Linked DNA regions of Homo sapiens: region 1 is linked to region 2. Evidence: chromatin loops called from intact Hi-C (ENCODE). Cell type or tissue: sigmoid colon. All regions are shown on one strand. Each heading gives the region's core, and the rest is flanking DNA. Links, peaks and the distances in the headings are about the cores only. Region 1 has its middle 12 kb from the start of EPOP. Region 2 holds the start of LOC124903991 (a long non-coding RNA gene).

Evidence for each region. Peaks named below come from ENCODE experiments on the same cell type or tissue, not always from the same donor. Only the 100,000 strongest peaks of a DNase experiment are listed, where the experiment ranks them.
Region 1: a loop joins it to region 2, with 3 times the contacts of the local background. A loop is called at or near these places in 15 of 110 quality-filtered maps.

What each region holds. Positions count from the first base shown.
Region 1 is chr17:38,654,985-38,671,108 of GRCh38, forward strand. No RefSeq gene overlaps it. Among named protein-coding and RNA genes, the nearest start is that of EPOP, 12 kb to the right of the region's middle. RefSeq lists enhancers at 2,012-2,306, 3,722-4,221, 12,572-12,866. In sigmoid colon, for the core only: CTCF peaks have their summits at 12,746 (motif pointing left) and 12,945; a DNase peak (open chromatin) is centred at 12,717.
Region 2 is chr17:38,339,979-38,356,102 of GRCh38, forward strand. LOC124903991 (a long non-coding RNA gene) reads right to left here and starts at 11,018. Exons shown (of 2, transcript XR_007065738.1): 1 at 10,940-11,018; 2 at 10,481-10,747. It overlaps GPR179 (G protein-coupled receptor 179), which reads right to left and starts at 3,978. Exons shown (of 11, transcript NM_001004334.4): 1 at 3,018-3,978. The coding sequence starts at 3,811. It overlaps SOCS7 (suppressor of cytokine signaling 7), which reads left to right and starts at 11,866. Exons shown (of 10, transcript NM_014598.4): 1 at 11,866-13,054. The coding sequence starts at 12,075. RefSeq lists an enhancer at 1,353-1,877. In sigmoid colon, for the core only: CTCF peaks have their summits at 9,334 (motif pointing right) and 9,535; a DNase peak (open chromatin) is centred at 9,323.

The DNA.
Region 1 (16,124 bases), core at 11,545-14,044, 320 kb after region 2:
GATCCCTAACTGCCTCCCCTCCGGCCCCCAAATAGCAGAACAGAGAGTAATCGCACTGCAGTGGCAGTGGAAAGAGCTGAAGCTAGACGCCGGGAAGAACTTCCCAACTTGGCACCTGGGGGAGGAGCAGCTGGGAGCAAATGTGGAACTGTCTGAGGTAGGAGGAGGTCCCCTTTGCAGGCTGAGAGATAATCACATACATCCTCCCACTCACACCCCCTTCGTCTGCTCCTGCCCCAACCAGGGCTGACTCCAGAAATTCTGCACAGATAAACCTCCAGGCCCTGAAACTCAGCAAGGGGTGGGGAGAGTGGGACCTGGGGCCATGCCCCCTCTGTTGCTAAGAAGCCCTTTCTGGGTGAGCGTGGTGGCTCACACCTATAATCCCAGCACTTTGGGAGGCCCAGGCAGGTGGATCATTTGAGGTCAGGAGTTCAAAACCAGCCTGAACAACATGGTAAATCCCCATCTCTACAAAAAAAAAAAAACTATATATATATATATATACCCACACACACAAAAATTAGCCAGCGTGGTGGCACGCCTGTAATCCCAGCTACTCGGGAGGCTGAGGCACAAGAATTGCTTGAACCCGGGAGGCAGAGGTTGCATTGAGCCAAGACTGCGCCACTGTACTCCAGCCTTGGTGACAGAGCGAGACTCCATCTCAAAAAAAAAAAAAAAAAAAAGAATCCCTTTCTGTCTGACCCCCACCAGACGGCAGCAGAATTGTGTGGAGAGCTTGTTCCCGAGGGACCTGGGGGATGGAGCAGGCAATCCCTTCTCCCTCTGACCTCCAGGCCCCACTGAGCCCTCTGGACACAAGCACAATCAGGCACTTCATGCCTGGCAAGGGTCAGAATGAAAGGCCTGTGTCTGTCTGCTCCCCGCCTCCCTTTCTCCATCTTCAGATAATTCCATCTGCCCTTGGGCCAGAGCCTCATCTTTCTCCCTCCTTTCCCCCTCCTGCCCGCTGAGTTATTTACAAATATCTGGGAACAGAAGGGATTTCTTCAGTGCTCTGTAGTGCCTGCCACTGACTCAGGTCTCTAACATGCTGGGGGGCAGCGAGGGTAAAGATGCTTGTGGTCCTCTCCTGTCACCCACAGGAACCCAAAGAGCTCAATACACTGGGCGCAGTGGCTCATGCCTGTAATCCTAGTATTTTGGGAGGCTGAGGTGGGAGGATCACCTGAGGTCAGGAGTTCAAGACCAGCCTGGCCGACATAATGAAACCCCATCTCTACAAAAATTAGCCAGGCGTGGTGGTACGTGCCTGTAATCCCAGCTACTTGGGAGGCTGAGGCAGGAGAATCACTTGAACTCAGGAAGTGGAGGCTGCAGTGAGCTGAGATAACACCACTGCACTCCAGTCTGGGCAACAGAGAGAGACTCCATCTCAGAAAAAAAAAAAAAAGGCTCATGCCTGTAATCCCAGCACTTTGGGAGGCCGAGGTGGGCGGATCAAGAGGTCAGGAGATCGAGACCAGCCTGGCCAACATGGTGAAACCCCATCTCTACTAAAAATAAAAAAAAATTAGCTGGGCACGGTGGCAGGTGCCTGTAGTCCCAGCTACTTGGGAGGCTGAGGCAGGAGAATGGCGTGAACCCGGGAGGCGGAGCTTGCAGTGAGCTGAGATCGCTCCAGCCTGGGTGACAGAGCGAGACTCCGTCTCAAAAAAAAAAAAAAAAAAAAAAAAGACCTTGGCCTTGGCTAGACACGGTGTAATCCCAGCACTTTGGGAGGTGAGGCCGAGGCGGGCGGATCACCTGATGTCAGGAGTTTGAGACCACTCTGGCCAAGATGGTGAAACCCCATCTGTACTGAAAATACAAAAATTAGCTGGGCATGGTGGTGAGTGCCTGTAATCCCAGCTACTCAGGAGGCTGAGGCAGAGAATTGCTTGAACCCGGGAAGTGGAGGTTGCAGTGAGCTGAGATGGCGCCACTGCACTCCAGCCGGGGCGACAAAGCAAGACTCTGTCTCAAAAAAAAAAAAAAAGAAAAAGAAGAGCTCAATGGCTCCCCAAGGTCACACCGTGGCAGCCCATTTTCTGTTTCCCACTCTGTTCTCCTACATGGTTTGTCCCGGGTACAGGGTGAACCAGGAAGAGGATGAGTTACCGCCATTTCCCCATGGAGTCAAAGGGCTTCTTCCTCCTGGAAAATCCCCGGACACGGAAGTGACTAAGACCTAGTGGAGCTGCTGAACCTAAAAAGTAAGTTCAAATTCGGGGCCCCTCCTTCTGATAGCCATGTGGCCCAAAGAAGGGAAGCTGTCCGTGCAGCTGGGGGAGCTGATCTCCAACATGTTCTCCCCAAGCCCACCTCCTGCCACCCCACCCCAATGCTGAAGCCCAGACAAGCAGCCAGGAACTGGCGTCACCATCCCCAGTCCCGCAGACGCTCATCCCACCGCCACCACCCGTGAGCAACCATTCCGGGGCCTGACATTCTGTCGGCTTCACACCACCTCCCGGAGCCCCAGCCAGAAGCACTTCCTGGATAAAATATTAAACATGCAAATCTGAGACAGAGCCTTAACGAGCGACAGACTGCACGACCACAGCCTGGCAAACGAGACGCACGACGTCCGGGGGTGGGGGGGTGAGAGGTATATATAGATATAGACTTTGGATCTATCTGTGCAATGTGTGTGTAAGGCAGAGAACAGCAGGGATGGAAAAGTACCGCAGCAGCCTCCAGCTGGGGTGGCCTGAGGTGGCGGCAGGAGGCTGGCCGGGAGGGAGGGTCAAGAGGAGCCCCAGAGCCAGGCTCAGAGTGAGGGATGACAAAAGCCCTTTGTGCTTGGATTCTGTGCAGGGGGTGCCAGACACGCTGGGCAGGGGAATGGGCATTGGTTTTGGAGAAGGAAGTTGGTTAGAGGCAAGGCCTCCGAGTGGAAGAAAAGAAGGGGAGACAGAGGAGAGGCATAGACCTGTGTGGCAGGAGTAGGGGTGTCTAGAGGGAGAACACCTCCACTCACATGGGGCACGGGGCGGGGGGGGGGTGTCTCTTGTCACCACACTGGCCCAGGTGTCATGGAGCTCACGTGGAATTAGGTCAGCAAGGTTCCTGCCTTGATTCAGGTCAGCATGCATTTGATGATGGCGCTTCTTAAACTTGTACATGTGCCAGGATCGTCTAGGATCTTGTTGGTAAATGCAATTCCGATTAGGGAGGCCTGGAGTGGGGCCTAAGAGTCTGCATTACTAGCAAGACTCAGGTGATGCCAGTGCTGCTGGCCTCCCGGCCCCCATAAAGTGGCGAGGGACTACAAGGAGCTAGAGCAACACGGAGCTCCCTTTGGCTCAGGCGAACACAGGACCCACAAGAGTCCAGAGTGGGATCAGAGGCTGAGCCCAAAGGCGTCTGGCCTAAGGGGAGGTCCACGGTGCTGATCAAGATGGTGTCTGTCCACAGTGTCCAGCCTGTCATGGAATTAGAACTATAGGACACCTAACTTGGCCCAAACCAACACAGAACCCAGCCCAGGGTGTCAGGGAGCCTGTAGCAGCCCACACTGAGACAGGGCTCACAGGGCCTGGAGTGACATGGAGCCTGGTGGGGTGGGACTGAATGATAGGGCGCCCATGTTGCTTCAGGAAATCACAGAGCCCACAGGGATTAGACTGAAGTGGTGCCCGTTTTGGTCCAGAGTGACATGGAACCCACAGTGGCCACAGGGGTCTGGACTGACTTGGAACTCAGAAAGGACTAACAGAGGTGATGGCCACATTTGCTCAGGGTGACATAGAGCTCATCAGGACTTGGACCAACTGGACCAACCAGGCACCCAACACAGAGCCCCAGACATGACAGGGGGCTCTCCGTGCAAACTCCAGGTTGCAGAAGACAGGAAGGGAGGGTCCGGAGGAGGCTGGGAGAGGAGAGGAGCAGGTGCCGGGGAGCAAGGCTGCTCTGTGGCTGCTGTGAGCCTGCCTGCCGTGGGCTGAGTGCTACTTGGCTGGGCCCCAGAGAGGAGGTGCTGCTGCTGCAAGGCTCAGATGGAGGAGGAAGTGGGAAGCTGGAGGCAGGGTGGGCGCGAGGCTGGGGTGGGGAGAGCACTTCCTCCCCCAAAGAGGCTTGGCACGGGGGCTGGCCCACTGCCCATGTGGATCCTGGCATTTACACTCCCCGCTCCCATTATACACAGGCGATGCGGTGGGTTATGGGTCTGGGACTTACGGACCTCAGATCAAGGAGCATTCAGCGCTGGGGGAACAGACAAACCGATGTCTCCCTGAATGGAGCACTCAGGGTCCAGAGGAGGAAGGGTTCTCCCTCCTGGCACTGGAGGTCCTTTTGATGCAGCCAGGTCCCTAGGCAGAGTGCCCTGGCCCTATTGTGTCCTTGCCCAGAGGAATGCAGAAAACAATGCAGGCTGCCCCTTCCCACATCCCTGGCAAGATCTAGAAATAGGTGCCCACACCTTCGTCTTAACTAAACCCAGCCCTCCCTCCCGCTTCTGGTCAGATGCCTCTCAGTCCTTGTCCCTACCAAGGGGAGAAGCCCCTCAGAGGCTACCTGCAGCTTCTCTTTATGCCAAGGTTAATGTAGAGGAGGAAGGGATGGAGGGAGGGGCATTACTATGAATTTATTTTTTGAGACAAGGTCTTGCTGTCTCACCCAGACCAAAGTGCATCAGCACAATCATAGCTCACTGCAGCCTTGATCTCTTGGGCTCAAGCAATCCTCCCCGTTCAGCCTCCTGAGTAGCTGAGCTGGGACTACAAGCACAAGCCACCACACCTAGCCAATTTTTAAAAATTTTTTGGGCCAGGCGCGGTGGCTTACGCCTGTAATCCCAGCACTTTGGGAGGCCGAGGCGGGCAGATCACAAGGTCAGGAAATCGAGACCATCCTGGCTAACACGATGAAACCCTGTCTCTACTAAAAATACAAAAAATTAGCCGGGTGTGGTGGCGGGCGCCTGTAGTCCCAGCTGCTGGGGAGGCTGAGGCAGGAGAATGGCGTGAACCCGGGAGGCGGAGCTTGCAGTGAGCCGAGATCCCGCCACTGCACTCCAGCCTGGGTGACAGAGCGAGACTCCATCTCAAAAAAAAAAAAAAATTGTTTACAGAGTCTCCCTATGTTTCCCAGGCTGGTCTCGAACTCCTGGCCTCAAGCAATCCTCCCACCTCTGCCTCCCAAAGTGCTAGAATTACAGGAGTGAGCCACTGCACCTGGCCAATTTGAATGGGGAGCTGGATGACGCTCCCCATCCAGCCTGGTACTGCTGAAGAATCCAACCCTAACTCCACTCCTGCCCACACATCTCCAGGCTGACCTAGTTTCTGTTTCAAGGCAGGGGGGACACATGTTACACACTCCTAGACACAGAGCTGTGCAGAGCCAAGAGATGCACACGCATGCACGTGGGATAGACGAATGCAGGAGATCGCACACTCGAGGCCGGTGCACACACATGCATATCCAGAGACTCCTTCCTGACTCACGAACAAACCCAAGGACCCCCTCCAGCAGACACACAGACAGAGCTCCCTGTTCACAGGGCCACACAGACACACATGGACCTCATAAGCCATAGGCGTGATTCCCCACAGGGGTTCCCTACTCTCTATCCAGCTCCTGCTCCCAGGTCCCCACTCTCTGGGGCACAAAAACAGCAAAGGCAGTCCTGCTGCCACACTACCAGGGCCATGGGATCAAGGATCACCGCAACCCTGGGAATGGATCCCCAGTCTCCCCTCTTCTCTCCATAAGCTCCTGTCTTTTGGAACTGCAGTGCTTATTTCCCCAGGACAAGTCTCTCTGTGGGAGGGACCAAGGGTGGAGGACACTTCACTTCCCTACTTCCCTTCTGGTTTTTTTGTTTGTTTTGAGACTGTCGCCCAGGCTGGATTGCAGTGGAGTGATCTCAGCTCACTGCAACCTCCGCCTCCTGGGTTAAGCGATTCTCCTGCCTCAGCCTTCCGAGTAGCTGGGACTATAGGAGTGCATCACCACGCCTGGCTACTTTTTGTATTTTTAATAGAGGCGGGGTTTTGCCATGTTGGCCAGGCTGTTCTCAAACTCCTGACCTCAGGTGATCCACCCACCTCGGCCTCTCAAAGTGATGGAATTACAGGCTTGAGCCACTGCACCCGGCCTTTTTTTTTTTTTTTTGAGATGGAGTCTCTCTGCCGCCCAGGCTGGAGTGCAGTGGCGCGATCTTGGCTCATTGTAACCTCTGCCTCCCGGATTCAAGTGATTCTCCCTCAGCCTCCCAAGTAGCTGGGATTACAGGTGCCCACCACCACCCCTGGCTAATTTTTGTATTTTTAGTAGAGATGGGGTTTCACTACGTTGGCCAGACTGGTCTTGAACTCCTGACCTCATGATCCACCCGCTTCGGCCTCCCAAAGTGTTTTTTTGTTTGTTTGTTTTTCTTTTTTTTTGAGATAAGTTCTCACTCTGTCACCCAGGCTGCGGTGCAGTGGTGCGATCATAGCTCACTACGGCCTCAAACTCCTGGGCTAAAGTGATCCTCTTGTCTCAGCCTCCTGAGTAGCTGGGACAATAGGCACATGCCACTGTGCCTGGCTAATTTTTTAATATATTTATTTATTTACTTTTATTTTTGGAGACAGGGTTTCGCTCTGTCTCTCTGGGTGGAGTGTGGTGGGGCAATCACAGCTCACTGAAGCCCTGACCTCCCAGGCTCAAGCAATCCTCTCACCTCAGACTCCCAAGCATCTGAGACTACAGGTATGCGTCACCACACCCGGCTAATTGCTTATTTTTTGTAGATAGGGGGACTCACTATATTGCCCAGGCTGGTCTCAAACTCCTGGCCTCAAGCAATCCTCCCTCCTTGGCCTCCCAGAATGCTGGGATTATAGGTGTGAGCCACTACACTCAGCCCCTCTTCTTCTTATTTTTGTTTTTTGTTTTTTGAGACGGAGTCTCGCCCTGTATCTAGGCTAGAGGGCAATGGCACAATCTCAGCTCACTGCAACCTCTGTCTCCTGGGTTCAAGCGATTCTCCTGCCTCAGCCTCCCAAGTAGCTGGGACTACAGGCACCTGCCACCGTGCCCAGCTAATTTTTTTTTATTTTTAGTAGAGATGGGGTTTCACCATGTTGGCCAGGCTGGTCTCAAACTCCTGACCTCAAGTGATCCACTCGCCTCGGCCTCCCAAAGTGCTGGGATTACAGGTGTGAGCCACCGTGCCCAGCCTGTCTCCAGGCTCTTGTGTCAGGTGTGTGTGCATGTGTGTTCATGTGTGCGTGCACGTGCGTGTGTGTGTGCATGTGCATAGGAGCAGGAGTCTGAGCCCGTTTGGGAACACGCTTGTCCATCCCTGTCCACCTGAGCTCTGGAGCCCAGCACCTGCCCTCCACAGAGGCCTTCCTCTCTTCTTTCCGGTGTCCCCAACCCCTCCCTCTCTCCTAACGCACTGTAATCGTGCTGGATCCTGGGTTCGTTCTAGAGCCTTCCTCATCTCTGCCCTTCCTCATCCAAGTTCCTCAAAAGAGATGCATGGGCTGGATCTGCTTCTTTCCCTCCCGTTTCATCCCTACTCCCCAGGAAGATCTCACTAGAGTCACTGGTGCCATCCTGCTTGCCAAGGCCAGTGGACCTTCCTCATCCTGTATCTGATCTTGTTTTTTTTTTTAAGACAGGATCTCACTCTGCCACCCAGGCTGGAGTGCAGTGGTGCAATCACTGCTCACTTCAACCTCCACCTCCCCAGGCTCAAGTGATCCTCCCACCTTGGCCTCTTAAGTAGCTGGGACTATGGCTTGCGCCACCACACCAGCTAATTTTTGTATTTTTAGTAGAGACGGGGTTTCACCATGTTGCCCAGGCTGGTCTCAAACTCCTGACCTCAAGTGCTCCACCCGCCTTGGCCTCCCAAAGTGCTGGGATTACAGGCATGATCCACCATGCCCGGCTCTATCCCATCTTTGTGTGACATTCCACCCTGTTTTCCTCCTTTCTTGATACTCTCCTCCTTTGATTATTGGATGAGTTAGGGTAAGTTGTGTTCGTTAGGCCAATATTTTATTTTATTATGTTTTAATTTTCCATTGTATTAATTTGGCTAATTATTTTTTCATTAGGTTAATTCTCTGTATTATTTGGGCTATGCTAAACTGTTTAGCTTAGTCTAAGTTGTACTGGTTAGGCTAAACTCCTAGAACAAAGAGATCCAAAAAAAGATGATGGCTTGAAGAATGTAAAATTTGCTTCTTTCCTGTGTTGCAGGTGAACACTCCAGGTCAGCCGGGAGCTCTCACAGCCATTCGGGGACCAGGCTCCTTCCATGTGCTGCTGTGCTGCCCCCTAGGGCCCTGCCAGTGACTCAGGACCGAAGCTGAGTGACTGCCATGCCGGGTTCCAGCCAGCAGGAAGGGCAAGGGAGTGTGGGGCGGGCAGGCCCAGGGTCTTAAAGCCCAGGCTGGGAGAGGCACACACCCCTTCCCCTTCGCAGCCCAGTGGTGGGAATTAAATCACATAGTCATACCTGACCGCAAAGGGGCTGGGAAATGTGCCTACCCAGTTGGCACAGGGAGCTCAGATTTGGGTGGACAATGAGCAGTGGTCACCAGAGCCCCCAGAGCCTCCCCCTCTCTCCCTCCTCTCCACCCTCTCTCTCCCCACTCTCTCCCTGGCCATTCCTCCCCAGCCCCCGCCTTTTTTTGTTGTTTTTTTTTTTTGAGACAAAGCCTCCCTCTTTTGCCCACCACAGGCTGGAGTGCAGTGGCATGATCATGGCTCACTGCTTCCTCGACCTCCTGGGCTCAAGTGATCCACCTCAACCTCCCACAAAGCTGGGACTACAGGCACGAACCACCATGCCCAGCTAATTTTTTTTTTTTTTTTAATTTTTAGTAGAGACAAAATCTGACTATGTTGACCAGGCTGGTCTCAAACTCCTGGGCTCAAGTGATCCGTACTCCTTGCCCTCCCAAAGTGCTGGGATTACAGGCGTGAGCTGCCACGGCACTTGGCTCCCCTTTGTAAATGTGCCCCAGGGCTCTGTTCTTGGCCCTTTTCTCACCCCACATGCATGCCTTGGCCATTCCCGTCCAATCCTGTCTGATGCCCTAAAGCCTCCCTACCTCCAGCTCAGGCCTCTCTCAGCCACAAACCCACGCAGGCAACAGGGCCAAATCTGGGACTCAAGCCACACTCCTCCTCTGCCTCACCCCACATTCAATCTGTCACCAAAGCTGGTGAGTCTACCTTGTAAGGACCCCCTCACCGAGACTGTCCTCTCCTTCTCCCCGCCGACCCCGCCCCCGAATGGGTTCTCACAGCCTCCACCCCTGCCCCCCTGCCTCTACCCCCAGGGACTCCACACCAGCCTCCCATGAATCATGAAATGTGAGTATTCACCCTGCCTGTTCCTGAGCCCTCTTCTCTCACAGTCTGATTGGGTCACCCTTCAGGGGCTCCCTCTTGTCTTCAGAATCAACTCCTTACCCTAACATATAAGACCTTTTGTGATCTGACCTCGGTCTACTTCATCTCTTGTCACATGTACCCTGTGCTCCAGCCACTCAAATCTTGGCACTTTTGTGTGTGCTCTGCCCCAGTGCCTCCCGGCCTTCACTTCAGGGATTCCTATATCCTTGAAGACTCAATTCAGAGAGCTCCTTCTCTGAGAAGCCCCCTCTGATGCCCTGATGCTCTTCCCACATGCTCCACTGTTCCCTCAACCTCACCAGTCTCCACCTCTATGCCTGTCTTGTCCTGATTGCTCACTTACCTCTCTCCCCTGCTAGGTGGTGAGCTGTCGGAGAGCAATATGAGGTTTTAGTTATTTCTCATCTCCAGTCCTTAGCCCATTGTTGGAGACAGTTAACGCTTAACGCTTGAGAAATGTTAGCTCCTTTCTCTTCTCCTTTAAAACTGTGACACAAAGGCTGGGCACAGAAGCTCACGCCTGTAATCCCAGCACTTTGAGAGGCCAAAGCGGGTGGATCACTGGAGGTCAGGAGTTCGAGACCAGCCTGGTCAACATGGCAGAACCCCGTCTCTACTAAAAATACAAAAATTAGCCAGGCGTGATGGCTCACACCTGTAATTCCAGCTACTCGGGAGGCTGAGGCAGGAGAATTGCTTGAACCTGGGAGGCAGAGGTTGCAATGAGCTGAGATCACTCCACTGCACTCCAGCCTGGGCAACAGAGCGAGACTCTGTCTCAAACAAACAAACAACAACAATAAAAACTGTAACACGTAGCTTTATACATAAAACTAAAATCTGGAAACAGCCCAAACATCCATCAACAGGAAAACATATACATTGCAGAATATTCATTCAATCAAATACTACACGGTGATAAAATGAGTTAACTACAGCTTCATGCAACAGCATGAATGAATCCCATGCATAATGTTGAACAAAAGAAGCCAGACCCAAAAACGTACCTTCCATTCTTATGAGGGTCAAAAACAAGCCGAACGGATCTTCGGTGACAGAGGCCGGCATGGTGGTCATCTCCGGGTCAGGAGATCAACTGGGAGCAGGCCTCACACAGCCTCCCAAAGGCTGGAAGTGTTGCTTATCTAGGTCTGGGTGGCGATCACACAGGTAATGTACATGTGTAATGATCATCAAGCTGAAATTCTGGTGCATTTTAGAGTAGGTAACTTCCCTCTGTTTGTTTAAGTGCCATGATTTTGTAATAAATCATCGTGGAAGCCGGGTAGAGTGGCTCATGCCTGTAATCTCAGCACTTTGGGAGGCTGAGTCAGGAGGATCCCTTGAGATCAGAAGTTCAAGATCAGCCTGAGTAGCATAATGAGACCCCCATCTCTACAAAAAATAAACAGAGCTCACGCCTGTAATCCCAGCACTTTGGGAGGCCAAGGTGGGCGGATCACTTGAGGTCAGGAGTTCTAGACCAGTCTGGCCAACATGGCAAAACCCTGTCTCTACTAAAAAAATAGAAAAAAAAAAAATTAGCCAGGCATGGTGGTGCACGCCTATAGTCCCAGCTTCTCAGGAGGCTGAGGCAGGAGAATCGCTTAAGCCTGGGAGGTGGAGGTTGCAGTGAGCCAAGATTGTGCACTCCAGCCTGGGTGACAGAGCGAGATTCCATCTCAAAAAAAAAAAAAATTGGCCAGGCACGGTGGCTCACACCTGTAATCCCAGCCCTTTGGGAGGCTGAGGCGGGTGGATCACAAGGTCAGGAGTTCGAGACCAGCCTGGCCAACAGGGTTAAACCCCGCCTCTACTAAAAATACAAAAATTAGCCAGGCATGGTGGCAGGCACCTGTAATCCCAGCTACTCAGGAGGCTGAGGCAGGAGAATTGCTTGAACTCAGGAGGCAGAGGTTGCAGTGAGCCAAGATTGCACCACTGCACTCCAGCCTGGGCAACAGAGCAAGACTCCGTCTCAAAAAAAAAATTAAAAATAAACAGAATTAGCTGTGCATGGTGGCACGTGCCTGTGGTCACAGCTACTCGAGAGGGTGATATGGGAAGATCTCTTGAGCCTGGGAGATCAAGGCTGCGATGAGCCAAGATCGCACCACTGTACTCAGCCTGGGTGACAGAGTCAGAGCCTGTTTCAAAAAAAAAAAAAAAAAATCACCATGGATGGCAAGTCTGCGTCTGAGAGGCACTTTCTGTTACAGAGTCCCCTGATTTTAGGTGATGACACTGAGCCCCAGAGAGGGTAAAACACTCAACACTCAGCTTGAGTCGCTCAGCACATCTGTGGAGAGTCCACACCCTAAGGAGGGGACTGCATGTCCTGCTTTCCCCATGCCACTCTAGGGACCTTGGGGGCAGGCTCTGTGTCTTTGTGTCTCTGGAACAGAGCTCTGGGACCTCTACATATTGGTGGGGGCTACTCCCACCCCATAACAGGTTGCTGCTGGGTGGTGAAACATGGCAGCAGTGTGGTCATTTAGAGCACAAACTCAAAGGACACAATTCCGTAGCTGTATGGGCTTAACCTCTGTGAACCCCAGTTTTCTCATCTGCAAAATGGAGCTAATAGTACCACGGTTGGGCGCGGTGGCTCACACCCGTAATCCCAGCACATTGGGAGGCCAAGGTGGGCAGATCATTTGAGGTCAGGAGTTCGAGACCAGCCTGGCCAACATAGTGAAACCCCGTCTCTACTAAAAAATACAAAAATTAGCCAGGCATGGTGGCCCACGCCTGTAGTCCCAGCTACTAGGGAGGTTGAGGCATGAGAATCACTTGAACCCAGAAGGTGGAGGTTGCAGTGAGCCAAGATTGCGCCACGGCATTCCAGCTTGGGCAACAGAGTGAGACTCTGTCTCAAAAATAAATAAATAAATAAATAAATAAATAAATAAATAAATAAATAAATAATAGTACCTACCTCATGTTGTGTCCTGAGGATTACATGAGCAACTAAGCATAATATAACAAGGCCTGGTTCCAAGGAAATGCCATTACAGTGCTTGCTATGATAACCACTCAGGAGGAAACCTAGTCAGACAGACCAGAGCTACTTTGCTCCTCCACTGGCTGTGTGACCTCAGGCAAGTTAATTAACCTCTCTGAGTCCCATTTCCTCATCTGCTAAACAAATAGTACTTATCTATTGCTATGAAAGCAAAATAATGCCTGTAAAACACCTGACACCTGCTTAAGTTCCTTGTGTGCAGAGACCACGTCTTGCACATCGATCCCCCTCAGGGCTCTCACTCCATGGCCTGGGAGAATGAATCCCTTCCCCAGCCACCCTTCTCTGGCTCGCCATCCTCTTTCTGGTGCTAGCAGACAGCAGCATCTAGTGGACAAGCTCTGGAACTGCATTCTGGCCAAGGGTCACTCGCCAAGCTGCTGTGCAGTCATTTAAATGAGGCTTTTTAAAAATGCTTTAGACAAGGGTGGAGGGGTCAGGAGGAACGGAGGTGGGGTGAAATGCATTGGGCAAGTATTCATTAGGTGCCTGCTGTGTGCAAGGCACTGATCCAGGACCTTAAAAAATGAAGCAAGAGATACAAGATCACTGTAGAAGGACACAAGAAAAATCACAAATAATTATAACTTTGTCATCAATACCCTAACTTTTTATCTTAGAGAAAATGTGAACACAGCATAGGGGGACTTGGCACACTGGACAGTGTCTTCTCAGGAAGTGTTTTTTGTTTTTGTTTTTGAGACAGGGTCTCGTTTTGTCACCCAGGCTGGAGTGCAGTGGAGTGATCACAGCTCACTGCAGCCTTGATCTCCCTGAAGTGGCTGAGCAATCGTCCCACTTCAGCCTCCAGAGTAGTTGGGACTACAGGTGCACGCCACCACACCCAGCTTGTTTTTTGTTTTTGTTTGTTTGTTTGTTTTTGGTAGCATCAAGTTCTCCCTATGTTGTCCAGGCTGGCTCAAACTCCTGGGCTCAAGTGATTCTCCCCGCCTTGGCCTCCCAAAGTGCTGGGATTACAGACACAAGCTACCTTGCCAGCCTTCTCAGGAAGTTTTTACAATTGCAGGGGCGATTTTTTTTTGAAATGGTTGTTACATGTCAATGACTCTCAGTTAAGGCCAAGGCAATAAAATGAAAGCTTAGGTCAGGAAGGTTCTGCCTCGAGTCCCCTGACCCAGGTTCTCCATAGACAGAGGGGAGCGGGAGTGTCTGGCCCCAAAGCCGCACTCGCCCTCCACACTCCACAGTCCCTTCCTACCAGACACAGAAGAGTGAAGAGGGTCTAGAGGTGGCATGAAGCACATCTAACTGGGGGAATCAAAAAATACTTCATGGGAGAGATGACATTTTGCATTGGAGAATGAAGGTAAAGAAAGCAGGGAGGGGCATGCTGGGGGCGCTGGGGAAGGAAGTGCATTCCAGCCTAGTAGACCAGGTATACCTTCACTGGTATAAAGCGAAGTAATGGGAACCAAGTTGGTTGAGGGAGCTGGGGGTTAAGGCCAAATCACAGAGGGCTCCAAATGACAGGCCAAGGAGGCTGCATTTAATACTATCAGGGGACCCACTCAGTAAGAAGGTAAACTGATCTGAGGGCATCAGAGAAAAACCAGACACCCAGAAACTATTAATAGTTAGGTGGCTACTGTCATAGTCCAGCCTAGAGGTAGGGGACACTGCACCATGATGGAGTGGAGATTAGAGACAGAATTGTGAGATCCTTGGGAGGGGAGAAGCAGGGGGAGGCTTGGAAATAGATAGCTGTGGGTCAAATGGGAGGACCCAGCTGAGAATTCAAGGTGCTGAGTCCAGGGGAAGTAATGGGGAGAAAAGCAGAGCTGTAACCAGAATGTGGACTTGACCAGGGGGACTGCTGTGGGCAGGGAGCTGTGGGCAGGGACCAGGAGCTTGGTCTTTGACAGGGGCAAATGAGTTGCCATTGTCCCTGTGGAGATGCGGGACCAAGGCTCAGGAGGGGTGCTGGAGGGAGAGGAGGCAGGGACAGTCAAGTGGGAGTCATTTACCCATATAGGTGCAAGCTGATGACCTAGGGGAGGAAAACAGAATCCTGCGGGCAGATAGGGTGGAGGGCAGGCGCCACCGGACTTCATCGGACTTTGTCTTTTTAAAGCTTCTGGGGGAGGGGGGCAAGAGAAGGAGGAGATGGAAGAAGACAGAGGCGGGACCTTTGGGGACAGAGACCCTTGTGAGTGTCCAGCAGTGTCACAGGCTATGCAGAAGTCCAGGAGTGGTGGCAGGGAGGCAACTGTTGAATTTGAGGTTGGGGGCTCTCCTGGCTGACCTTGGCAAAAGCGGTTTCAGGGACAGAAGTCAGGCTGCAGAGGTCTAAGAGGTGAGAGGCAGAGGAGCTGGAGGCGGCTGATGCTCCCGGGAGGAGGGAGGAGACGGTAAGCAGGGCTGGGATAGGGGAAGGTGAGCGAGGGGTTACTCTGGGGGTCCTGCCAGACCCTGAAGAGGAGGGTAGAGACCCAGAGGCACATGGAGAGGAGACCCTCTGAGACCCTTTGAGACAGAAGGAAAACAGGTGATGCTGTAAGAGCTTAGAGACCCAGACAGAAATAAGACTATGACCACCACATCCCTGACAAACCAACGTGGTGGCCACCAGCCCTAGAGGACATGGGACTGGAGGAAGGGAGGGGTAGAAGCAGGGGCTGAAGACACCTGGGAGGGAGAGCAGACTTCCTCAGACCCTCTCGGGCTCCAGCGTATTGGCGTGGGAGAGGGAGTCCCAGATTCCCGGGAGCTCAGAGCCTAGGGAAAGCCAGGGGTCCCTTTCCCCTTTCCCCAGGCGGCTCCTGTTCGGAGAAACTTGTGGCCCTCGCTTGGAAGCACGCTTTTCCCTATTCCAACCCCAAATACTCAGTACCTGTTTGCTTCCCCCAGAAGTCTGGGCAAGTTTCTTTCTTTTCTGGGACTCAGTTTCTGGGGTGGGCTGAATGATGGAACCCAAAAAGATGTGTCCAGGTCCTAATCCCCAGCCCCCACTCCCCCAGAGCCTGTGAATATGACTTCATTTGGAAAAAGGGTCTTTGTAAATGTAACTTAATTAAAGATGTCAAGACGAGATCATCCTGGATTGTCTGGTGGGCCCTAAAGCCAATGACAAGTGTCCTTGTGACAGACAGGAGAGGGGAGGGCCATACCATGGGAGAATGGGAACTCTGCAGCCCCAAGTCAAGGAACACCTGGGGCCACAGAAGCTGGAAGAGGCACGGAGGGGGCCCTTCCCGAGAGCCTTCGGAGGGAGTTCGGCCCTGCAATGCCTTAGGTTTGGACCTCTGGTCCCAGTAAATGGAAGAGAAGAAATATCGGGGTTTGTTGTTGTTGTTTGAGATGGAGTCTCACTCTGTCGCCAGGCTGGAGTGCAGTGTGGTATGATCTCGGCTCACTGCAACCTCCGACTCCCGGGTTCAAGCGATTCTCCTGCCTCAGCCTCCAGACTAGCTGGTATTACAGGCATGCGCCACCAAGTCCAGCTAGTTTTTGTATTTTTAGTAGAGACAGGGTTTCACCATGTTGGCCAGGATGGTCTCGATCTCCTGACCTTGTGATCCACCCGCCTCGGCCTCCCAAAATGCTGGGATTACAGGCGTGAGCCACCTTACCCGGCCGCTTAAATATCTGTCTTTTAAGCCACCAAGTTTGTTATGATTTGTCATGGCAGCCCTGGAAACTAACGTAGTTCCCTATTCTGTAAAATAACTAGAATTAAATCTTATTTGGCCAAAAGGTGTGT
Region 2 (16,124 bases), core at 8,031-10,530:
ACAGGCCAAGAGGAAGCTGAACAGAGGCCTGGCTGAGTTTCCCTATTTGGTCTACTACCATTAGATCATAGACTTTTTTGTCCAATCACAGTTCTACAGGGCTGACCATGCTTCATGGAATCTAAGCATAACAATGAACAGTTTTCCCTGAGTCTATTCTTTCTTTTTTTTTCTTAGACACACAGTCTTGCTCTGTTGCCCAGGCTGGAGTGCAGTGGCATGATCATAGCTCACTGCCACCTCCACCTCTTTGGCTCAAGTGATTCTCTCACCTCAGTCTCCAAAGTAGCTGGGACTACAGGCATGTGCCACCATGCCTGGCTAGTTTTTAAAAATTATTTTTAGTGGAGACAAGTTCTGGCTATATTGCTCAGGCTGGTCTTGAACTCCTGGGCCCAAGCAATCCTCCCACCTCAGCCTCCCAAGTAGCTGGGACTACAAACATATGCCACCATGCCTGGCTAGTTTTTAAAAATTATTTTTAGTGGAGACGAGCTTTGGTTATATTGTTCAGGCTGGTCTTGAACTCCTGGACTCAAGCCATCCTCCCACCTGGGCGTCCCAAAGTGCTGGGATTATATGTGTAAGCCACTGAGCCTCTGCCACTGGGTCTTCATTTCTGAAGGCTCCTGTGTCATGTAAAACTTTGGCTAAATAGGCGGGGTGCAGTGGCTCATGCCTGTAATCCCAGCACTTTGGGAGGCCGAGGCAGGTGCATAATCTGAGACCAGGAGTTCGAGACCAGCCTGGCCAACATGGAGAAACCTTGTCTCTACTAAAAATACAAAAATCAGCCGGGCATGGTGGCTCATGCCTGTAATCCCAGATACTCAGGAGGCTGAGGCAGGAGAATCGCTTGAACCCAGGAGGCGGAGGTTGCAGTGAGCCAAGATGGCGCCACTACACTTCAGCCTAGTGACAGAGCAAGAGTCCATCTCAAAAACAAACACACAAACAAACAAACAAACAAAAAACTTTGATTAAATAAATTTGTTATGCCTTTCTCTTGTTAATCTGTCTTTTGTTATAGGAGTATTGTGACCCTTATGATGAGTGAGGAAAGGGATCACACTTTTCTGCCCCTACAGGCACTAGATCTGGGGACAATGCAGTCTTTGCAAACTTTAGCCCAGCACCTGCAGTGTGTGCGAAGGGCATGCATGTATTCCATTTCTCCAGTATTATGAATGTTCACTGTCTCTGTGGACAACAGTCTTCTTTCTACTAGGTTGTTCTCTCCACCCCTCAGCTTTTTGATATCCTATCATTTCCTGGTTTCTGTCAAGGAGGAGAGACAGGGCGCATGTCAAGACATGGCAGGAGTCAGGGCTCTGATGATCTCTGAAGAGGATTTTCACACTTCCTCATGCATGTACACACGCACACACACAGAGATCAGCTCAGCTATTAACCATCTCCTCTCTCTGCCCAAGCCAGGTCTGAATTGATCACAGCAAAGGAGATATGAAATAGAGGAGCCCTGACCTGGCACTGCCTGGACCAGCAGTTCCCCAGCCTTTGCTCTGGGCTGAGCTGGCAAGGAGCCAGGCTGCCTGCTGGCAGGAGGAGAACCCTGCTGGGAACAATGAATGGGGACACAGAGCTGGAGAAGCAGTGTTGATTGTTGAATGCCCTGCAGTCCTAGGCTCAGTCGCTGCTCCCTTCCCAATAGGACCCTCAATCCTTCTTTCCTGTGGTTGAGGGAGGAGGTAGTTTACTGGAGGAGAATCACAAGCTTCTGCGTCAGGACAGGCAGGATAGTGCGGCCTGCTTGGTTTAAGAAGATGGCCCTGGGGACTCAGCCAGCTCCTTGGCAGAAAGAGCATTGATTCCAAGCCCCCTCAAGAGTTTTCCTTCCGCTGGGTGTGGTGGCTCACACCTGTAATCCCAGCAATTTGGGAGGCCGAGGCGGGCAGATCACTTGAGGTCAGGAGTTCGAGACCAGCCTGGCCAACATAGTGAAACCCCATCTCTACTAAAATACAAAAAGTAGCCAGGTATGATGATGCGCACCTGTAATCCCAGCTACTCAGGAGGCTGAGGCAGGAGAATCATCTGTACCTGGGAGGCTGCAGCTGCCGTGAGCCGAGGTTGCACCACTGCACTATAGCCTGGGCGACAGAGCGAGACTCTGTCTTGAAAAAAAAAAAGTTTTCCTTCTCCGGGGAAGCCTCATTTTACAGCTCTCAGTTGCTAGAGAGCAGTAGGTTGAACGCCTGGAGTGCCCACCCAGCTCTCCACTAACAAGCCTGGTGCATAGATTGTCACTGTCATCCACACCAAGACCTCTCCTGCCTCTTGCACTCCCTTCTCAGGCCTGGGGGCCAAGACCTCTGCCTGTCTATACTGACACATCTTTTTTTTTTTTTTTTGAGACAGAGTTTTGCTCTTGTTGCCCAGGCTGGAGTGCAATGGCGTGATCTCGGGTCACCGCAACGTCTGCCTCTGGGGTTCAGGTTCAAGTGATTCTCCTGCCTCAGCCTCCTGAGTAGCTGGGTTTACAGGTACTCGCTACCACACCCAGCTAATTTTGTATTTTTAGTAGAGATGGGGTTTCTCCATGTTGGTCAGTCTGGTCTTGAACTCCTGACCTCAGGTGATCCACCCGCCTCAGCCTCCCAAAGTGTTGGGATTACAGGCGTGAGCCACTGCACCCAGCTATACTGACATATCTCTACACACATGTGTATACCTGCATATAGATGTATGCTACATATGTATACCTATTTGTATATGCACAGGCTCACAGACATTCCTGCATGTGCTCAAGCACATAAACCCAGATAAATATGGATTGATTTATACACATGTACACTCACACCTGTATGTGTTAACAGATAGTTGCAGATTCCCAGAGCCGACTGTAAGTACACACAGCTGAGTACAAATACCCACATCTGTGTGCCCCCCAGGCATGCACATGTTCGTGCCAAATGGCCCAGGCACAGCTGAGGGGACCTGTACTTCCTTCCCCTACATCCCCACACATGCATCAAATCCTGCACAAACCCACTTACCTGACTTCTGGGCTGAGGTCTGGCTTGAGTCCATAGAAGGTGGCAGAGAGTGTGATCAGCCATCCAGGTCGGAGCCGTCCCTCCTGGCATTCCAGGAAAGGAGGAGACAGCCTCACCTGCTGCGTGTCCCCCACATATCCATCTGCCTGCGGCCACTTGGGGCTGCCGAGGCTCCCTAGGTCATTGGTCAACACTCGCTTCTTCAGGGCAGGGGTGTCCAGGTCCCCAGGAGGGTTCTCCTCCTGCACCCAGTTCCCAGACAAGTCCTGCAGGATGGTTTCCTCCCCAGTCCGGGTGGCCTGCAGGGCCAGCTGTAGGTGGCTGGCCCCTGGTGGAGGGTTAAAGGTCAGCAAAGCCCTGTACACTCTTGGGTCCCCCTCGGCCACGCTGCGGACCAGTGCCTGGTACCATTCCACATCCTCCTCCACACTGGACTCACGGATGTCGTTGGCTTGCAGCAGCATGTTGAGAAAATTGGCGGCCTGGGCAAGGGTGCCCGCTGCCCCCTGTAGGCTTGGGGGGAGCCCTGGCATGGCTCCTGCCCCACGCGCTTCATAGCGCTCACTGCAATTCACCTGTGATAGCTGCTGGGCATCTCCAGAGTAGAGATAAGCGAGGGCGGCCTCGGCCCCCTCTAGGGGCACCTGCATGGGTACAGATCCTGGCTTGACTTGGGAAGACAGAGGGGGCAGAGAGCGGATGGGCCGTGGACCCCCCAGAGCCCAGGCACAGACAAAACAGCAGCCCAGCAGCCCCCACATAGGAGGGGGCATGACCGCTCCCCTGGTGCCCATCCTTGGGGCAGCTCTCAGGACCCTGGGGTCCAGGCTCAGGAGAGCCCAGGCAGAGGCTGGCTGCAGTCTGGGGGCTGTCGGCCTCCACGCCTCCTATGCTGGCGTTCCTTCTTCCTCTCTCCGTCTCCCTCTCACGCTGGTGCCAGCTCGCCTGCTTTTTTCTTCTCTCTAACGTCACCAGCTGGCTTCTGGATGTAGGTATGAGGGCCCTGCCCCCTACTGTCTCAGTGCGGCCCCCTATCTCAAACCTCTTAATCCCAGCACCCCACTCTTTCCTCCCCTCCTATCCAGTATTCAGGCTCCCTCCATCCCCCATCCACATCTGCTCCCGAGGGAGAGAGATGGGAGGGAAGGGGAGACGAAGGCACCAGTTGTGCTCTTTCTCCCTCCCTCCCTCTGCCTGCCCTTTGCTCCATTAGGAGAGATGGGCAAATCCAGGATGGGGCACCATAGCAACCGCAGATGAGCTTGTGCCCCTCTCTCCACCCCTCTGCTCCACTCAGGCTCCTGGCAGCAATTGCAACAGGCACACTAAGGGGCCAAGCTGCATCTCCTGGCAGTCTGCGCTGGCTGCCTGCACCCCCCTGACCCTGTGCTGCTGAGCTGGGATTTGAGAATGGGGATGTTGAGGGCAGGAAAGACAGCCTAATAGTACCGTAATTGGTCTTTGTACAGACTGAGGCAGCTTATAAGGTGCTTTTCATGTGCCTTATCTGAATGAGTCTTCCCCACAGCCATGTATGGTGAATGTTCTTATCCCCATTTCACAGATGCAGACACTGAGACTCACCCAAGGTCACAAAGCAGCTCACTCAGAGACTTACATCCAGAGCTCTGACTCCCCTACATTGCCCATCCAAACCACCACCATCACCGTTACTCAGCCTCAGGGACTATAACAAAGCCTCCTAGCAGAGGCGTCAAGGGACTTCCCTAGAACCACAGTGTTGTTTATGACAGAGCCGCAGCCTCCACCCAGGTGTCCGTCCCTACAACCCAGGCCTCCTTCTGAACCAAAGTCGACAAGCACAGTGGCAATGGTGGCGGGAGAGAGGTGGGCAAGGAGAAGACAGTGAACACAGTTTTGCCTCCATTTCTTACACCTTCATTTTGTCATCCTAAGTTCTACCTTCTTCTTTTTTTTTTTTTTTTTGAGATAGATTCTTTGTCCACCCAGCTGGAGTTGCACCAGCGTGATCTCGGCTCACTGCAACCTCTGCCTCCTGGGTTTAAGCGATTCTCCTGCTTCAGCTTCCTGAGTAGCTGGGACTACAGGCATGTGCCACCATGCTCGGCAAATTTTATTTTATTTTTTTTTTTAAATTTTTTAGTAGAGACGGGGGTTTCACCATGTTGGCCAGGCTGGTCTCGAACTCCTGACAAGTAGTCTACCTGCCTCAGCCTCCCAAAGTGCTGGGATTACAGGTGTGAGCCACTGCACCTGGCCCCTTCTCCTTTTCTTCATGAAAACTGTGGCTACTCTCTCTCGCTTTTCCCCATTTTTCTTACCCCTCACCTCCTTCCTGCTGCTAGGCACAGTAACTGGGGGGCCCTGAGTCAGTGCTGTCTGAGCCGGCCTCCTTGGATCCGGAAGGGCATGGATTCTTGGGGAAGCCACAGAACAAAGCTCCTGCCTGCCCACCCATCACTTTTCCCTTGATGATGGGCTTCCTGCTTCACCAGGCAATCTGGCCCCGCAGGCGCAGGCTGTCTCTTGGCTTCTTCCCTTCAAACCCCCTCCAAACCCCCAATGTCTGGAACCTTTGATGTCCAAGATCATTGAGTGTATGTAGGTAGGGATGGGTGGTGGTTGCCAAACATGTCCCTTGCTTTCCAGTTGACCTCTGCAAACAATAATTCTTTTTTTTTAGACAGAGTCTTGTTCTGTTGCCCAGGCTGGAGTGCAGTGGCACAATCTCGGCTCACTGAAACCTCTGCCTCCCGGGTTCAAGTGATTCTCCTGCCTCAGCCTCCCAAGTAGCTGGGAGTACAGGCGTGTGCCACCACGCCTGGCTAATTTTTGTATTTTTGGTAGAGATGGTGTTTCACCATGTTGGCTAGGCTGATCTTGAAACCCTGACCTCAGGTGATCTGCCTGCCTTGACCTCTCAAAGTGCGGGGATTACAGGCGTGAGCCACCGTGCCCGGCCTTGCAAAGAACAATTGTGCTATGCAACCTAAGTGGGAGTGCCCAGGCTGTGGGGATAGCGGGGCTAGAGGACAAGCCCCCAGGAGAATCTCTATGATGGCAAAACTAGCAGGGCCCATAGCCCAGACTTTTTTTTTTTTTTTTTTTTTTAACAAATTAGGAAACTAAAACACTGAAAGGAAAGTGACATTCACAAGGTCACCCAGCCAGTTAGTGGTATTGCTGGGAGCAGAAACCTGTATTGCACATCCATAGCTCTTTCCTTGGCCTTTCTGAGTGACTTATTCAATTTCTTGGTATTTATTACTGGTTACTGTTAGTTGAGGGTCAACAAAACACACTGGGTGAAGACAATAGTAACTTATCATGAAAAGCTTCTTGGGAAAAAATGTATTAAGTTATTACCATGAAAAGCTTCTTGGGAAAAAATGTATTAACTAACATTTGTATAGCACTGTAGAATTTATTAAGTACCTTTACACGTAAGTTTTCATTTAATTCCCCACAATAGCCATGTCAAGGGGGGATTATTACTGACCCATTTTAACAAATGAAACACGGGTTCGGAGATGTTTAATTATTTGCGTTTGCTCATATATTCAGAAAGTGGCATGATTAAGACTAACTAGACCAACCACAAAGTCCAGAGGGACAGGGATTGTGTCTGTCTCATTTATCACTGCATCCCCAAACCTAGCCCACCGTTGAATGACCAAATGAATCTCAGAACTTCTTTAGATTCTTTATCATTTTTTTGTTTTGAGGCAGGGTCTCGCTCTATCACCAGCCTGGAGTGCAGTGGTGAGATCATGGCTTCCTACAGCCTCGGCCTCCCAGGCTCAAGTGAGCCTCCCACCTCAGCCTCCTGAGTAGCTGGGACTACAGGCATGTGCCACCACACCTGGCTAATTAAAAAAAAAAAAAAAAAAAAGGCCGAGCACGGTGGCTCACGCCTGTAATCCCAGCACTTTGGGAGGCCGAGGTGGGTGGATCACGAGGTCAGGAGTTCAAGATCAGCCTGGCTGGCCAGGGGCAGTGGCTCACGCCTGTAATCCCAGCACTTTGGGAGGCCGAGGTGGGTGGATCACGAGGTCAGGAGATGGGGACCATCCTGGCTAACACGGTGAAATCTCATCTCTACTAAAAATACAAAAAAATTAGCCGGGTATGGTGGCAGGCGCCTGTAGTCCCAGCGACTCAGGAGGCTGAGGCAGGAGAATGGCGTGAACCCGGGAGGCAGAGCTTGCAGTGAGCCGACATCGCGCCACCGCACTCCAGCCTGGGCGACACAGCGAGACTCTGACTCAAAAAAAAAAAAAAAAAAAATCAGCCTGGCCAAGATGGTGAAACCCGGCCTCTACTAAAAAATACAGAAGAATTAGCCAGGCATGGTGTTGGGCACTTGTAATCCCAGCTACTCGGGAGGCTGAGGCAGAGAACTACTTGAACCCAGGAGGCAGAGGTTGCAGTGAGCCGAGATCGCACCACTGCACTCCAGTCTGGGCAACAGAGAGAGACAACGTCCCCCCGCCCAAAAAAAAAATTGTGGAGATGAGGTCTCACTATGTTGTCGAGGGTGGTCTCAAACTCCTGGGCTCAAGTGATCCTTCTACCTTGGTCTCCCAAAGTGCGAGGATTACAGGTGTGAGCCACTGTGCCAGACCTTAAATTCTTTAAGTCATCCTTCATAAAAGTTTTTAAAACTAGGACTCTATCTCTGTAGGGACCTTTTTTTTTTTTTTTGAGACAGGGTTTCACTCAGTCACCCAAGCTGGAGTGTCTATCACCCAGACTAAAGTGCAGTGGCACAATCACGGCTCACTGCAGCCTCCACCGCCAGGGCTTGCTTAATGGATCCTCCCACCTCAGCCTCCCAAGTAGCTGAGACTACAGGTGCGTGCCATCATGCCCAGGTAAATATATATATATATATATATATTTTTTTTTTGGCGGTGGGAATAGAGATGGGGTTTTGCCTTACTGCCCTGGCTGGTCTCAAACTCCTGGGCTCAAGTGATCCGCCCACTTCAACCTCCCAAAGTGTTGTGATTATAGGCGTGAGCCACTGTGCCCACCTTATTTTCTGTTTTACTTTTTTGAGACAGGGTCTCTCACTCTGTCACCCAGGCAGGGGTGCAGTGGCATGAACACAGCTCACTCCACTTCTGACCCCTGGGCTCAAGTGATTCTCCTGCCTCAGCCTCCTGAGTAGCTGGGATTACAGGTGCACGCCACCACGCCCAACTATTTTTTTTTTATTTTTTGTAGAGACGAGGTCTCACGACATCCTCACAACATTGGGTCTCTTTGTTGCCCAACCTGGTCACAAACTCCCAGGCTAAAGTGATCCGCCTACCTTGGCCTCCCAAAGTGCTGGGATTATAGGCTTGAGCCACCACGCTCGGCTGAGGACCACTTTTATAGTGCTCAGTGAAAGAGGTATATTTAAACATAAAATCAGCTCAATAAACATAAATTTGGCAGGGCGCAGTGGCTCACACCTGTAATCCCAACACTTTGGGAAGCTGAGGCAGGTGGATCAATTGAGGTCAGGAGTTTGAGACCAGCCTGGCCAACATGGCGGAACCCTGTCTCTACTAAAAACAAAAAAATTAGCTGGGCCTGGTGGCATGCGCCGGTAATCTCAGCTACTCAGGAGGCTGAGGCAGGAGAATTGCTTGAACGCAGGAGGCAGAGGTTGCAGTGAGCCGAGATCATACCTATGCACTCCAGCCTGGGAAACAAGAATGAAACTCTGAGGCCGGGCGCCGTGGCTCACGCCTGTAATCCCAGCACTTCGGGAGGCTGAGGCAGGCAGATCAATGAGGTTGGGAGATCGAGATGAGCCTGACCAACATGGAGAAACTCTGTCTCTACTAAAAATACAAAATTAGCTAGGCGTGGTGGCGCATGCCTGTAATCCCAGCTACTTGGGAGGCTGAGGCAGGAGAATCGCTTGAACCTGGCAGGCAGAGGTTGCAGTGAGCCAAGATAGCGCCATTGCACTCCAGCCTGGGCAACAAGAGCAAAATTCCGTCTAAAAAAACAAAACAAAACAAACAAACAAAAACACAAAAGAATGAAATGCTGTCTCAAAACAAACAAACAACCCCCAACACAAATTCAAGTCCTACAAATGCAAAGATACACCCTCTTTGCTTGGAATTTAACTTTCAATGTTTTTTCCAGGATCTGGGCTACGGAAATGGACAATTATGGAAATGGGAAAAGTCTACCCCATGGCTTGCCCTGCCTTAGAAAGAGCTCGCGTGTGTTCCTCTGTACCTCTGTGCACTCCGTGCAAGTAGAGATACTCCAGATAACCCACACAGTCCTCTTCTCCCACGGCCAGGAAAGCAGCTGGACAGCAGAGGGCGATGAAGAGCCAGGGACCTTGCCTGTAATCAGCTTGTAATGGGCTCTGAGGCCAGAGAGTTTCTCAGAGAGAAAGCTGGGGATCTTGGGTAGTCTTCTTAGGCCTCAGGTGTTGTGTGATTCTATAGCAATTTCTCTTCTTTTATTCATTTATCTATATAGAGACACGGTCTTGCTCTGTCACCCAGGCTAGAGTGCAGTGGTGTGATCACAGCTCACTGCAGTCTCCACCTCCTGGGCTCAAGCAATCCTCCTGCCTCAGCCTCCTGAGTAGCTGAGACCACATCTGGGCACACCACCATGCCTGGCTAATTTTAACATTTGTTGTAGAGCCAGAGTGTTGCTATGTTGCCCTGGCTGGCCTTAAACTCCTGGCCTCAAGTGATCCAAGACCTGCCTTGGCCTCCCCAAGCGCTGGAATTACAGACGTGGGTAAACATGCCCCTCTCAATCGCTCTTCTTTTCTTCAGAAACCTGAGTGACACCTGAGAGGCAGCCAGGGGAAGAGAATGAACTATCTGGAGTCAGAGCTGGTTTTGATTTTCACTGCATCCTTTTGAATTGAGTGACTTTAGCTAAATAACTCACTGAGGTTTACTTTGTCTCTTTATGTGTGAGGAAAGATAATTAATTCTGTTGTGCAGAATTTGTCTCAGGAGACTCTTACAGGGCTTAAGGTTGAACAACAATTCCAGGCACTGTCCTTGGCACTGGAGAGTCCCCAAGGGGCAAAAAGCAAACATGGCTTCTGCCCTCATAGAATTTACAGTTTTGTAGGGAGGACAGCTTTTAATCAACTGACCCCACAGACAGATTGCAAATTACACCTGCGCAAGTAAGTGCAACAAAGGAATGATCTCAGAGCCTGGGGAGGAGGAAGGGCCCAGGCAGGGAGATTTCCCTAAGGTAGTGAGGAGTGAGTTCAATCTGAAGGATGAGTAGGAGTTTACTAAGCAAAAAGAGAAAAGTCTTGCAAGAAAAGGGAATAGCTTTTCTTGCCCACATGTATGGGAGCCTGCCGCAAGGTTGATGGGAATGCAGGGAACAGAGAACAAGGTGGAGCTTAGCAGGGGATGTGGCTAGAGAGGCAGGGGTTAGATCACACAGGGGTCAGATCACAAGATCACACATTAGCCTAAGAACAATGGGAAGCCATGAACAATTTTAATCACAGGCTATGAACACATTTCCATTCTGAAAAGGTCCCTCTGGTTGCAGGACTCAACCCTCCACCCTCTTCCCCTCAATGCACCCTCAGGTATTAGAAGTCACTGAGTTCTGCAGCTGATCCTTCCTCCTTTTCCCTTGCATCTCTCAATATCTCCCACTGGGACTATTTCAATGGGCTCCCTGCCTCCAGTCTCACCTCCTCCACACAAAAAGCTTGATCTTATTTGATCCTCACAACATGCCTGCAAGCAAGCAAAATTGCAATCCTTATCCCTGTGTAAAGATAAGAAGGCCGGGCGTGGGCGCGGTGGCTCACGCCTGTAATCCCAGCATTTTGGGAGGCCAAGGCGGGTGGATCACCTGAGGTCAGGAGTTCAAAACTGGCCTGGCCAACATGGTGAAACCCTGTCTCTACTAAGAATACAAAAAATTACCTGGAGCGAGGCAGGAGAATTGCTTGAACCCGGGAGGCAGAGGTTGCAGTGAGCCAAGATAGCGCCATTGCACTCCAGCCTGGGCAATAGAGAAAGATTCCATCTCAACAACAGCAAAAACTTAATGTGTTGTCTGTAGCCGTTACATTATGAATAGCACAAAAATTGAGTAAATATTCTTCCAGTATTTGAAACCGTTTTCTGACTCAGCAAAGAAGTTGCTCCCATCATTGACAATCCAATTAAGTTTTGTCTTTTTCAGTTTTATCAACCAACATTCACCTTTACAATTACACTCCTAGGTCAACTGCAATCACAGTTTGGCTACCCATATAAGAGTTTGGCAAAAATCAATGAAAGCATTCTGTGAGAAAGAGTTATATGGAATTTGCCAATTTACTATTAATTGTAAATTGTGAACTACACATCCTTTATGTCAGTAAAACTTAACGACAAATTTTTGTACCTATATATGTGCATACATTCCCGTTCTCCCCCCAGAGAGCTGGTTGTTACACATTTATCAGTACAGCACTGGGTCTAGAACACGATTCATGTACTGATTCCACAAACATTCACTGGGTGCCAGGCGGACGGAGATACAGATTAATGATGAAATGACTCAGCCAAGGTCACACATCGCAAGCGGCGTAGATGGCAGAACCATATGTGCTCCCAAGGCCAGCGGCGCGCTCCCAGGACCAGACCATGGTTTCCAAGGCCTCTCCACTCTACCGAATGGGATGGCCTGGGCCTGGGCGCCCAGGAAGTGAAAAGCAAGGACCGGGAAAAGAGACCAACGCCAGCCAACAGACAGCTCACCGCCAATAGGGGCCGGGGGCGCGCGCGGCGTCACTCGCCGTGGAGGCCAGCGCGAGCACGCCCTGGGGAAAGTGGCGTGGCTAAGCCCTTCCGGAAGTGACGTCGGCTTGGGGGCGGTGCTCGGCGGTGGCGGAGCGCGGCCTGGGCTCGCGCTGGGCTCCGCGCGCCCCCCGCCCCCCTCTATGAGGCAGAGGCCGCGGCGGCCGTTAGCGCTGTCGCTCCGGGGGCCGCGGCGGGCGGGGCTCCGGCGGGGCCCGGCCTAGTCCCCACCCCAGCCCGGCTCCCAGCCGCCCGCCCTCCCTCCCTCTCCCCGATGCAGGAGGCCGAGCTCCGGGATGGCGAGGCGGCGGCGGCGGCCGCTTCGTACCGCGTCCTGAGCCGCCTCCTTGGCTATGGAGAGGCGGCCCCCGAGCCAGGCCCTCCGCCACCGCCCCCGGGCCATGGCCCCCCGCCGCCACCCTTCCTCGCGCGGCCCGGCCCGCGGGGCTCCCGGCCGCCGCAGCTGATGGTGTTCCGCAACGTGGGTCGGCCGCCGGAGGAGGAGGACGTGGAGGCGGCCCCGGAGCCGGGACCCTCGGAACTGCTGTGTCCCCGGCACCGCTGTGCCCTGGACCCCAAGGCCCTGCCGCCGGGCTTGGCGCTCGAGCGGACCTGGGGCCCGGCGGCTGGACTAGAGGCGCAGTTGGCGGCTCTGGGGCTCGGGCAGCCGGCGGGGCCGGGGGTCAAGACAGTCGGTGGGGGTTGCTGCCCGTGTCCGTGTCCTCCTCAGCCGCCCCCTCCGCAGCCCCAGCCGCCTGCTGCCGCCCCGCAGGCCGGGGAGGACCCCACGGAAACGAGCGACGCGCTGCTGGTCCTGGAGGGCTTGGAATCGGAGGCCGAGAGCCTGGAGACTAACAGCTGCTCGGAAGAGGAGCTCAGCAGCCCGGGTCGCGGAGGAGGAGGGGGCGGCCGGCTTCTGCTGCAGCCCCCAGGCCCTGAATTACCTCCGGTGCCCTTCCCGCTGCAGGACTTGGTCCCTCTGGGGCGCCTGAGTAGAGGGGAGCAGCAGCAGCAGCAGCAGCAGCAACCTCCCCCGCCCCCGCCTCCTCCCGGGCCCCTCCGGCCACTCGCGGGTCCTTCTCGGAAGGGCTCCTTCAAAATCCGCCTCAGTCGCCTCTTTCGCACCAAGAGCTGCAACGGTGGCTCCGGCGGTGGGGATGGGACCGGCAAGAGGCCTTCTGGAGAGCTGGCTGCTTCAGCTGCGAGCCTGACAGACATGGGAGGCTCTGCGGGCCGGGAGCTGGACGCGGGGAGGTGAGACCGGCCGGGGGCTGGCCGACAAACTTCCTTTTCTTGTTTGGTTTCCCTTTTTATCTATTGCTATCGCGATCCTGACAGTTCTTAAGATAGGGTCTTCAGGAGGAGGCAGAGACTTGGGACCAAAGGTGGTAACATCTCGCATAAGGTCAGCGCTAATTGTGGAAACAGCTTTCACTCTTAAAGAGTGCACACTCCGTGACACTTCTCAGCTGGTTTGCATCTGTCTTGTTGGAAGATGGTTTCAGACCATCCTCCCATCCCCATCCTGGCATGGCTTTTTAAGTTTTTCCAAGGCGGCTGTGTGCCATTGTCCCTGGAAGGGAGATTGCTGGAAGTGTTTGGCCTTTGGGGCAAAAAGCTGGTGTTGCACCTTGACCGCCTTGCTTATTCTGTGTACCAGCACCGCACCTCCCTTCACACTCATGCATGCAAATGACAGGAGAATCTTCAAATGCAATTGTAGGCCAGCAATCAATTGGACACCTCTATTCAAAGTTTTACTGTTTTCCTGGTTGTTCCCTTAGATGAACTTGGCATATCAAACTTGGGTGCTGACCACTGTCTCTGAGAATAGAAAATAGCAGACCGGGCACAGTGGCTCACACCTGTAATCCCAGCACTTTGGGAGGCCGAGGAGGGCGGATCACCTGAGCTCAGGAGTTTGAGACCAGCCTGGGCAACATGCGAAACCCCATCTCTACAAAACAAACAAACAAAAAATTAGCCCCCATCTCTACGAAAAAAATACAAAAAATTAGGCGGGAGTGGTCCCAGCTACTCGGGAGGCTGAGGCAGGAGGATCACTTGAGCCCAGGAGGCGGAGGTTGCAGTGAATAGTGATCGTGCCACTGCACTCCAGCTTGCGTGACAGAGTGAGAGCCTGTCTCGAGAAAATAGCTTTGCGCTCTCTCAAAGCCTTTTGAGAATTCTAAGTACCAGTAAGATATAGACAAGGTAGAGACAGGTACATGAGTTCTAGGCCGATTGATGAAAATTCCAAACATAGACGTTGAGTTTTTTTCCTGCATTTCTGAGGGGTGGACTGATCTTCGGCATCCAGTGTTACATCTGTAGCGTTGGTTTACAAAGCTGTCAACTTTGGTGTCAGTGAAATTAGTTACCTTGTAGTAACTGCCATTGTGGTTTGTACTTCTTTGGGTTCTCAGAAAGATTGGAATGGGTTTTGTTGTGGTTTACGTGATGGATTCTTGAGACATACTGGCAGCCATAAACCAAAGCTAAAGAACAGGTATAAATTGATAACCTTACTGTGAACTAAGATCACTTGGGGAGCTTTTTGAAAAGCCTAAGAGTTTGAACTTTTTAAAAGCTCCCCAGTTGATCCTGAACTGGGAACCACTCATCCATAGACTTCTGTTTTCAAGGGAACTTGGGTACTCCAACAAGAAAATGTTGGGTGGATTTGGCTTTCTTGCCCTTTCTGAACAGCTGTGCCATGGGCTTATCTTGGGGATGAGGCCAAATCCAAACTTTCTAAAGAAATCAGTGTGTTGTCCCTTTAGGTAGGCCAGTGTTTCTGCTTTGCCTCCCAGTGAATTCATGCTGGGAGTTCAGATCTTGAAAAGTGGGTGGCTGCTGAAACAGCTTTTTTTGTGGTAGGCTCTGTATTCGATGCTCCACTTACCAGCACAGATGAAATTTTCATCAGATGCAGGGGAGGGCGGGATTAAAGCTATGGGTAATGACATAGGATAGATTGCTAATTTTCTTGTGGTTTGTCTTGCCTTTGTTCCATATTGACCAGGAGTTCGTCTGAGATTCCAGAGACGCCAAATACGAGGTGTGGCGTGAAATTAGCTGCTACGTCTAATAGATTAGGAAGAGGAAAAGGCATATGACATTATACGGTTTTTTGCCTTTGGAAGCAGAATTTAATGGTCATTGGCTGCTCTGTCACCAACCCTCACACTAAGCACAATACAGATTTCTGCTGCAGAGCAAATTGGGCTGTAGCTTTGCAAAGAAGCTTAGTTCAGGGCACTGGAGAATTACATTTTTTGGTCCAAGGGCTTTTTTTGATGAATTGGAGAAGAGCTAGTTATTTGTGTATAAACGTTTGGTTGACTGCTGTTTGGAGGCAGCATGCTGTATAGAGAATGTGAAAGTCTAGATTCCGTGTAAACTCCAACATCAGCTAGGAGATGACCAAATTTGTCACCTTCATGCTTCCCTTTTTCCCCCATCTGTAAAATGGGTGAGCGTTGACTGTCTTGTTCCTGTCCTTATAAGAGTAGATTGTTGAGAAGAGAAATCTAGATGGAATATTTTGTGCTTTTTAGAAGATAAGTAATAGGACTGAGCTGGTAAATTTTTTAATGCTTAGGATTTGGTGCTGCTTGTGAGCTTTTCGACAGCTTACTATGTGCCAGTCTTGCTGGCAGCCTCGCAGCTGTGAGAAACTTGGTGAGTCTGGCCAGGGTAGTTGTGATTTCTGTGGATCTGCACCTCCTAAGTCCGCAATAGTGGGAGGATGAGTTTGGATTTTTAGCTTGTTCTCTTGTTTTGATTGGTAGGACCTGGAAATGGTGAGAAATTTCAGTCTTTTGCCAAAGGGTATATGCCTTTGTCCTCATTGTTGATTGGAGTTAATTATGGGCTTCTATAGTCTTTGCTGTATAATTTGGGGCTTTTGCAGTAACCTCTGGGCATAATTCCCTTTGCTATTCCCAACATCTGCCTTCCTACAATCATTTTAGAAGGTTTAACAATTCCCACATTTTAGCACTAAGCAAAACTTCCTTTTAGTTGCTTTTGAGTCTGGTAAGTGGACCTACCTGGATATATTGTCTTCAGTGTGGTATGAGTTAGCTTAGAGAAGTCTTTTTGTTTTGTTTTTTGTTTTGAGGTGGAGTCTTGCTCTGTCGCCCAGGCTGGAGTGCAGTGGTGCGATCTTGGCTTACTGCAACCTCTGCTTCCCGGGTTCAAGCGATTCTTCTGCTTCAGCCTCCCCAGTAGCTGGGATTACAGGGGCCCACCACCACACCCGGCTCATTTTTTTATTTTTTATTTTTAGTAGAGCTGGGGTTTTGCCATGTTTGCCAGG